3 separate regions of the Homo sapiens genome follow, and all the other regions are linked to region 3. Evidence: chromatin contacts called from ENCODE Hi-C or POLR2A ChIA-PET data. All regions are on one chromosome and are shown on one strand. The core of a region is the stretch at or near the end of the contact, and the rest is flanking DNA. Distances in the headings are between cores, read along the strand shown.

Evidence for each region. A loop is a pair of places that touch in the nucleus more often than their neighbours do. ChIA-PET counts read pairs that join two places held with the same protein, here RNA polymerase II (POLR2A). Pooled maps may share reads with other maps.
Region 1: a pooled map shows a loop between it and region 3 (5-fold over the local background). The contact joins the promoter of NEK7 here to the enhancer-like site in region 3. A Hi-C loop is called at or near these places in 1 of 168 maps with a recorded cell type or tissue (B cell), 1 of 37 single-sample maps with no recorded cell type and 6 of 50 pooled maps.
Region 2: a loop to region 3 is called in a map with no recorded cell type, with 5 times the contacts of the local background. The contact joins two enhancer-like sites. A Hi-C loop is called at or near these places in 1 of 37 single-sample maps with no recorded cell type and 2 of 50 pooled maps. POLR2A ChIA-PET finds 5 or more read pairs at or near these places in 1 of 52 experiments (B cell).

What each region holds. Positions count from the first base shown.
Region 1 is chr1:198,155,591-198,158,290 of GRCh38, forward strand. NEK7 (NIMA related kinase 7) reads left to right here and starts at 1,408. Exons shown (of 10, transcript NM_133494.3): 1 at 1,408-1,686. RefSeq lists enhancers at 594-653, 2,084-2,133 and a silencer at 1,244-1,843.
Region 2 is chr1:198,659,093-198,661,823 of GRCh38, forward strand. The region is part of intron 2 of PTPRC (protein tyrosine phosphatase receptor type C); the gene reads left to right. It overlaps PTPRC-AS1 (PTPRC antisense RNA 1), which reads right to left. Exons shown (of 3, transcript NR_199042.1): 2 at 1,531-1,614. Among named protein-coding and RNA genes, the nearest start is that of PTPRC-AS1, 6.7 kb to the right of the region's middle. Within about 2 kb of position 1,456, at least 4 of the 41 ENCODE cell types and tissues checked have a DNase peak (open chromatin) inside an H3K27ac peak, as active enhancers do; they include B cell, where a contact is called at or near this core.
Region 3 is chr1:200,152,838-200,155,907 of GRCh38, forward strand. All of the region lies in intron 7 of NR5A2 (nuclear receptor subfamily 5 group A member 2), which reads left to right. Among named protein-coding and RNA genes, the nearest start is that of NR5A2, 130 kb to the left of the region's middle. RefSeq lists an enhancer at 769-838. Within about 2 kb of position 1,479, at least 5 of the 41 ENCODE cell types and tissues checked have a DNase peak (open chromatin) inside an H3K27ac peak, as active enhancers do; they include B cell, where a contact is called at or near this core.

The sequences.
Region 1 (2,700 bases), core at 158-2,657, 2.0 Mb before region 3:
CAAGGCCTCCTTTTGAGATCGTGAACGTTTTCATTTATTTATTTATTTTTTTGAGACGGATTTTCGCTCTTTCACCCACGCTGGAGTGAAGTAACGCGATCTCTGCTCACTGCAACCTCCTCCCCGCCTCGGGTTCAAGCGATTCTTTTGCCTCAGCCTCCCCAGTAGCTGGGATTATAGACTCCTGCCACCACGCTCGGCTAGTTTTTGTATTTTTAGTAGAGACAGGGTTTCGCCATGTTGGCCAGGCTGGTCTCGAACTCCTGACCTCAGGTGATCACCCCCCCCCCCACTTGGCCTCCCAAAATGCTAGGCTTACAGCCATGAGCCACTGCGCCCGGCCATTTTTCTTTTTAAAAATAAACTTTCCAGATCTTAATTTCATGGCTTTAACATTTTAAATGTTTGAGGTATAATCTACTCATTCTTGGCTCTAATCTTTTTGTCAGGGAAGTTAAACTAGTGAGAGACCTATGAACAACAGCAACAATTTAATGAGCACGTCTTATATGCCAAGCTTTGTGGTTAAGCACTTTGCTTTATCTCACTTAATTCTAACTATGGTCCTAGAGGTTGGTATTACAACTAATCTCCTTTTACAGAGAGTTACTGAGACTTGGAGAGGTTAAATAACTTGCAGCCAGGTCACAAAATTAATCACTGAGTTGAGACGACAATTAAGGTATGGCCGACTCCATACTGCCTCCTAGCCGTCTCCTCGAGTAGTTCATGCCCTGTTAACTTAAGTCGTGAAGCTGCTGGTGTCAAAGCATTCCTTTTGCAGTTTCGTGTACTAGGGTTCTGGGTGATTTTGCACATATTTATTTCAAAGATCCTCCGTACCACACCAGGGAGTTTACCTTCTGGAATGTTGTTGAAGCCCCTGTCCTCTATGCTGGGACACTTTCATGCAACGTTTGCTTAGCCAGACTCAGGAAAACGCCTTTTTTTTTTTTTCTCATTTCCCTGCACTCCACATTAAACACAGAGGTAGTTTAAATCACCTGGTAAAAGAAGATGGGATCACAAACGCTGTGGTCCAGAAGGGAACATCAGTAAGTCGGTTCACCGCTTGCAAGTGGGGGCACTTACATATAAATGAAGAAAAAACAAGTTCTTAAAAAGCAGCCGACCCTGGGTTCTTAAAAAGCAGCCGGGGAAGAGGGCTCAGGGGACCGGACGCGGTGCCCCGCACCACGCTAGGCCTGACAACCGGAAGAGAGGGGCCAGGAGGGGCTCCTCCAGAGCGACTTCGGCTCCAGTAGGGAAACCGCCGAGGCTCCCCCAGCTCCAGGGAGCGCCGGGGACGCAGGCGGGAAGCCTCCATCGGGCAGCCGGCCTGGACTCACGACGCGGGGTGGGGCCGGCGCCCGCCCCGCCCCTCTCCTCGGGGATGCCGGGATGTTTACACTCCTGACAGCGGCGGCAGCAGGAGGAGGATCGGGAGTCGCGGGAGGATGGGCCGCCGCTAGGCTCGCACTCCGGACGCGCCTCGCAGTGCGCAGGGTGGGTGCCCCGCGCCTGCAGCGTCCGCCGGGGCGGCGCGGCGGGAGGTGGCCGACAGGCTCCGGGCCTCGCAGCCTCAGCCCCCGGCCCAGCGCGCTTTCCGACGGCGGCGCCGCGCCGAGCCACCCGCCCGCCCAAGGTCTCTCGCGGGCGGGAGAACGGAAAACTCCCAACTTCCTGGTGAGTCGCTGCCCAGGGTTCAGGCGCCCGGACCGGGCAGCTCCTGCCGGGAGGGGCCGCCTGCGGGAGTCGGGCCGGGAGAGGGAGGTCGGGACCGCGCGGGGCGGCCTCCGGGATACCCTCGCTCGGGGTAGGTGGGGCGGGGCGCGCTGCGCTCGAGGCGGATGGGGGTTTCGGTCTTGTTCGTTGGCAGCGGTGGGAGGGGGCGGCAGGAAACTTCATACCTGGCCCCGGCTCTAGAGGCCCGAGGCCGCCAAGGGCGCCGCGGTAACTAAGAAACTCCGTGGCCACGGCGGCGGCGGCAACAGGTCTTTGGTTTCGGGACCCGAGGAACTTAAGCGAAGTCCCGCCTTCCGGCGGATGCTCATTGGCGACGTCGGTTATTTATCTCTCGCGGATTGGTGAAGTCCGTCTGTCAGGATTCGGCAGCAGCCCGACTTAGGAAAGTGAAGTGCGCTGGGAGAGAGTGGGTGGTGGGAGCCGGCAGATAGGGGAGAATCCGAAGTGGCTTCAGAAGTACAGGGAGCGTGAGAGGTCTGTCGGAGAATGAACTTGGGAGAGACTCGGGATTACAAAATGTCGGAGAGAGGGATTGCGAGGCAATAGCGAACATTGCTGGTGATGGTGGCAATGGAAAAGAAATTGAAAACTGAGGCCAAAGTCAGAGAAGGGTAGCCAAAGGAAAACAGAGAAAAGTGACAAGACCGTATGACCGCAGAACAGTGTAAGGAAGCGAGCACAACCTAGAGGATGCTGCCTTGAGAGCTAAAGAACTTCTGTTGCCTCTGTTACACTGTAGGCCTTCACTCCTAAAACCGCAGCATCCTCTATTTAGTCTTGCACTGGGAGCGTACTGGGGTCGCGGAGAGATGATGTATCGTGTTCTCACCTTGCTGTAGTCCTCACTGGGGAGAAATGCTAAAAAATATACTTAGTTTACAGTAAGATACATGTTACTGTCCTTGCGCAATTCTGGTGACTGAACTGAAAATCAGAAATACACAGAAATAAAAT
Region 2 (2,731 bases), core at 206-2,705, 1.5 Mb before region 3:
TAAAATTTTGAGAGATAAGAGAATATACTTTTTTTAAGGTTAGAACTCAGAGGCCATTATGACAATTAATGGGCTAGTGGAGACACCTGGTCTCTAAGAAGGAGACACCAGCTTCTTCATGTTTTGATTTCTGCCTTGTTCTCTTGTCTGTCACCACTAGACACATACTATTTTATAGTAATTACTTGCATATTTTGTAGAAAAGGCAGCTGTGTTTTCTACAAATATTTCACAAATGTTAGTATTGCTCTATGCCAAGGAACAGAAGACAAATTTGTGGAAAAGATACATGTGGCCCCTCCCCAGGTGGGATTTCTTGTGTAGGCCCCATGCAGTGGAGGGACAGAGGGGGCCAGTGCTCATTTTGAGGACACGATAGTTCGGACTGTCTGAGGAAATCGACAGTGTGTGTTTAATGACCAAACCAACATGGCTTTGAAGAATACATATATATTTTTTTTTTTGCTTTTTTTTTTTCATTGCCCAGGCTGGAGTTCAATGGCATGATCTCAGCTCACTGCAACCTACGCTTCCCAGGTTCAAAGAATTCTCCTGCCTCGGACTTCTGAGTAGCTGGGATTACAGGCATGCACCACCATGCCTTGCTAATTTTGTATTTTTAGTAGAGACAGGGATTTTCTATGTTGTTCAGGCTGGTCTCGAGCTCCCAACCTCAGGACCTCAGGTGATCTGCCCGCCTTGGCCTCCCAAAGTATTGGGATTACAGGCGTGAGCCACTGTGCCTGACCAAGAATATTTTTCTTAATTTTTCTGTAAAACTAGTTGTTTTAGTTTTCAAAGAAAGATATTTTGGTAGTTTTTCTTTAAAATGCATATCATCATACAGAAATCATTGTCCACGTATATGGACATATATATCTATATAAATAGATTATATCTATATAAATATATAGATATATTTGTCCATATATATGTCCATATATATATATATATATATATATATATATATATATATGATCTTTTTTTTGATATAGTGTCCTAGACCTGGAATTCCTGTGTTAAAAAATGAAAACATTTTCAGTCTCTTCATATATATTGACAAATGGCTTTCAGAAAAGTTGTTTCCTCTATTCTCTTCCTAACATTGTATGAGTTTCCTTTCACATACTTTTGTCAGAGTTTAATTTTATCATTTTCAAAAGTGTTACTTTTATAAAAACTGGTATTTCTTCAATTTACCATTTTGTGATTAATTTAATTTTTACTGTGTTCAGGGTTTTATCATATGCTTATTATTTACATTTCCTTTGTGAATTGTGTTCCTATGATTTGCACATTTATCTTTTGTGCAGCTGTGTTTAAATTTTGAATATAAAGTTATATGAAAGAGGAAATATGTAATTTACATAAACACACCCAAATATATGTGTGTGTGTGTGTGTGTGTGTGGTGTGTGTGTGTATTCTGTGTTGAAATAAATGGTAGAACCAGGACAACAGGTAGAGGTTATGAGGTTGTCATCTGTGACACAGTCTAGAGGAGAAACTGTGTGGGCATCTATCAACTTACCTTTTTGAAAGAATCTTAACTATTAGTTTCTGGAATATTCAGAGAAGACTTGTAAGGCCAACATGGACTCTAGTTTCCATCCTCCTGAGAAGACATTCCATTATGAAATCTAAGTAACTTTGACAGCAAACCCTTCAGTCTTATCATTTTCATTAGATAATCTACCACCAACACAATGATCCAAAAATGCATTATATTCTTGCACTGGAGTTCTTCACTTTTTGCTTCACCCCAAAACTGCCGCTCCTAACCACATGCTTAGCTGCTAACTTTCACACCAGGCTTATGAGAACAGTATTTTCAGTAAGCTCTCTTTTCAATTCCTTTCACAATGGAGCTGCAGAATCTTTGAGTTGAAAGAAGCCTTAGAGGTGACTAGGATCAATGTATATATATCCCTCTTACCACACACACTCACTGAATATTTTCTAAAAACTACATTAAGAAAAAAAGAAAAGCCTAATTTAGTGCTGAACTGCTGAAATATTTTGAAATTTGTGGTTTCAAAATCTTAACACTGTTAATTGAAACCAATGTTTCTCATGCCTTTTAGTCTCTGGACTCCTTTTTAAACATTCTTAAACATAAACCTAATTTTTAGCATAATTGTGGAATATAAAGAGGTTTTGTCTATGTGGGTTATATATATTTATTGTAAAATAAACTAGATAGAATTTTAAAATATTTAATTATTTATTAAATAATAATAAATCAATATATTAATATAAATAGCACATATTGTATGAAAAACAACCAGATATTATAAAACAAAGATTTAATAGGAATAGTGTCACTTTTTTGCATTTTTACAAATCTTTTAAATGTCTGTCTGAATAATAGATAGCTGGATTCTCATATATGCTTTAATATTCTCTATCTGTTGTAATATTATATACCATATAGTTTCTGGAAACATTAATTTTCTACTAATGAGAGAATGAGAGAGAAGAAGAAAAATAACTTCTTAGTACTGTTAGGTAAATAATAATACTCATAACACTTAATTAATATTATTTTGACCTTGAAGAATCTTTAAAAGGTTCTTGGGGACTATCTTGAGTCTCCAGAAAACACTGAGAACCACTGATACGCCAACAAGATAAAATTCTTATCCTTACCGCAGCATGGAATAGGACCATACTTTCTTCCTTATAATAATACTTCAAGTATTTGAATGTATTTATTGTATTTTCATCTATAC
Region 3 (3,070 bases), core at 229-2,728:
GCTCCAAAAGGTATGCTCTGCAAGGACTGTGAAAAGATTAATTAGTCTTTGCTGGTTTCATCAGAGGATGCTGAGAAACTGGCAACAGGCTCTCTCCTGCACCACAGCCCAAGAGGAAGATCCTCTTTTCCCCAGCAAACCAGGTAGCAATGACATCTGCAAGGTTAGCCTTTCTATTTGCCAGTGTCCCTGACAATTAAAACAGTGAAAATAATTCATGCATTGCCAATCTTAATTACACTCTTGCTTTCGTTTATTCCTTTTGCTACTTTCCTGGCTGGTGTTTTGCATGTTACTTATATGCAGTAGTACTTATCTAAAGCCTACTTTAGAGTAGTTGTCCTTACAAGAAATGGAAGTCTAAGTAGAGTGGAATAGCATTTGGATGATTACAGATTCTCTGTGAATTCAGCTAACACTTTCCTCAAGGTAGCACTCATGCTCCTGTTAAAAGTACATTCTTTCCACATGCTTTTTTCACATAGTTAAAAAGAAATCCTTCCATGACATACTGAACCCTAATACCAAATAAGCTGGTGCTTCCCCTGAGCCACATAGGAGAATGTTGGCTCTGAGAATGTCGCAGCATCCCTGCACTGCTGTGATGTGCAGTCAACAGAGGGTACGAGCTCTGGCAGAAAACCCAGAACAGGATATTATGCACAGTAGGGGCTTTCCAACCCAGCTGTTCCAAGCCCTATAGGGTCAAAATGATGGGGAAATCCAGAATGACAGTAATTATGCCATCAACCTTACGGCTCCCTGCCAGAGAGGTTGCTGGTTAGACATCTATACATCTAGTAGCTGTTTAATACATTTTTTAAAACAGGTATAGTGAAAGAATGCATTTTAAGCAGGAATTGAAAATGTACTAAGAATGAGACAATAATGTATGAGCAAGTACTTACTTTGTTTCTTACTTTAGGTAAGAAAAAATAAAAGGAAGGAGGAAAGGTATGGAGGGGGAGATAGAGGGATGGAGGGAAAAGAAAAGGAAAGAGAAGTAGATAGAAAATCAAACACAGATGAAAGCAAAGACAATTATGATTATAATTATTTCATTCCCTAATCATGTAAGATTTGAATTTTCTAATTAAGAAAAAAGAACAAAATTAGTTCATATGTCAAAAAGAGGATTCTAAAATTGCACTGACATAAATGTTATTCTGTGATTCAGTTGCATTCTTAAATTGGTGTGTTATTTATGCAAATTATGGTAAGAAAAATAATTTTGGATATTTTTGTTTTACAAATATATTTTTCACTTTCACCACATTATTTCCAGAAGTATCTTTCCTTCCACAGGGGTTCCCTGTCTGCTCTTGCTTCCTCCAGCTCCTCAATATATGTACCTTTCAGGGTTGTTTCAGCAGTCCTGAAGTTGTGTGTGTGTGTAAGCATGATTAAGAGTACTTTTGTGGGAGTGTGCTATTGCCAGCCTCACAGATGGTGTTATTTCCTGTGTTAGACTTCCTACTTACTGATAGCTGGGCTCACACTTGACATCCTCTCTTAACTGCCTCTAGACCAAAACATGCAAAGTCTTGCAGTGTGGGAGGGAACCTGTGGCTGTGCATTGGGTTCAGTTGATAACAATAATCACCAGCCCTGATGAGTCACCAGAGAGCAATGGGGTGATACTCAAGTACCAGAGAGATGGTGGTGGTCTCTGGTGGCCCCACCACTGTCCACCACTTGCAAGTAGATAAACTGGTCATTAAAGGAGCTGTGGAGAGCCAGATGCAGTGGCACATGCCTGTAGCCCCAGCTACTGCAGAGGCTGAGGCAGGAGGAACACACAAGGCCAAGAGTTTGAATCTGACCTGGGCAACATAGTGAGACCCCTATCTTTAAAAATAAAGAAATAAGTAAATTTTTAAAAAGAAAGGCATTATGAGAGTTTCAGCAGAACATTTAGGAAGGGTCTTCTAGAGATAATGATGGACAAGTCAGTAAGCTGCTTGTTCACACACTAATGTCCAGTTCATGTTGACTGCTATCTACCCACGTCTTCTCTTCTGGCACCTGCCTTAGTGGCTGGAAGCTCTCTCAGAAGCTTAAAAAGATGCTTTTATTTTACCTACCCAACAAGGTTTCTACGCATTCCAGCCTCCAAGGAGGGGTGGTTCCCCTTTGTGAACTGAGATTTAGGAATATCTATGTTTACAACTCCGGGACTAAGATTCAATAAAGCTTCAGGAGGGTGGAAGTGCAGCTTGTGAGGGCAAAACTTTAGAATCCAGTGGACTTCTTAAGGTCATCTGAACAGTGAGAGTAAGTACTAGGCTCTTATCCCACTTCCACCACCAACCAATGCAGAAGTGGGATTAAGATTGATAATCCTGAGATAGCATTAAATGTTTTGATACAGGCATGCAATCCATAATAATCACATCAGATAAACAGTTGTTCTGTGCACACAATCTAACATTTATGCATTTTTTCTTTAAAAAACCTTTCTGCATCCAAATGGCACATTCATTAAGTTTAAAATGAAGCACAAAAGATAGAGATAAAATGAAGCAACTCTATAATTATATAAATTATAAATCTTACTGTAATAATTATACAGTAGACTTGGAGAAAGACAGGCCTTTCAAGAATTGGTTTTTAGAGATGTGTCTAATGCCTTAAAGAAGTGTTTGCTTTAAAATCTTGAAAAAGCCTCATGTAGAAGTGAGATGTTGTAAAGTCATCATTGGCTTTGGCCACTGCCAGGTCGACTACCAGTTTGCTATTTGTGATGTATTTCACTATTTTGGAACTTACAAAGCTATTCCTGATTTCCTTCTGTTAATGGAGGATTAATGACAATGCTGAATCCACAGATAATAATAAAAAAATTTTTTTTTTTTTTGGACAGTCTCACTCTGTCACCCAGGCTGGAGTGCAATGGTGCGATCTTGGCTCACTGCAACCTCCACCTTTTGGGTTCAAGCGATTCTCCTGCCTCAGCCTCCCAAGTAGCTGGGATTGCAGGTGCCAGCCACCATGCCCAGCTAATTTTTGTATTTTTAGTAGAGACGGGGTTCCGCCATGTTGGCCAGGCTGGTCTCGAACTCCTGACCTC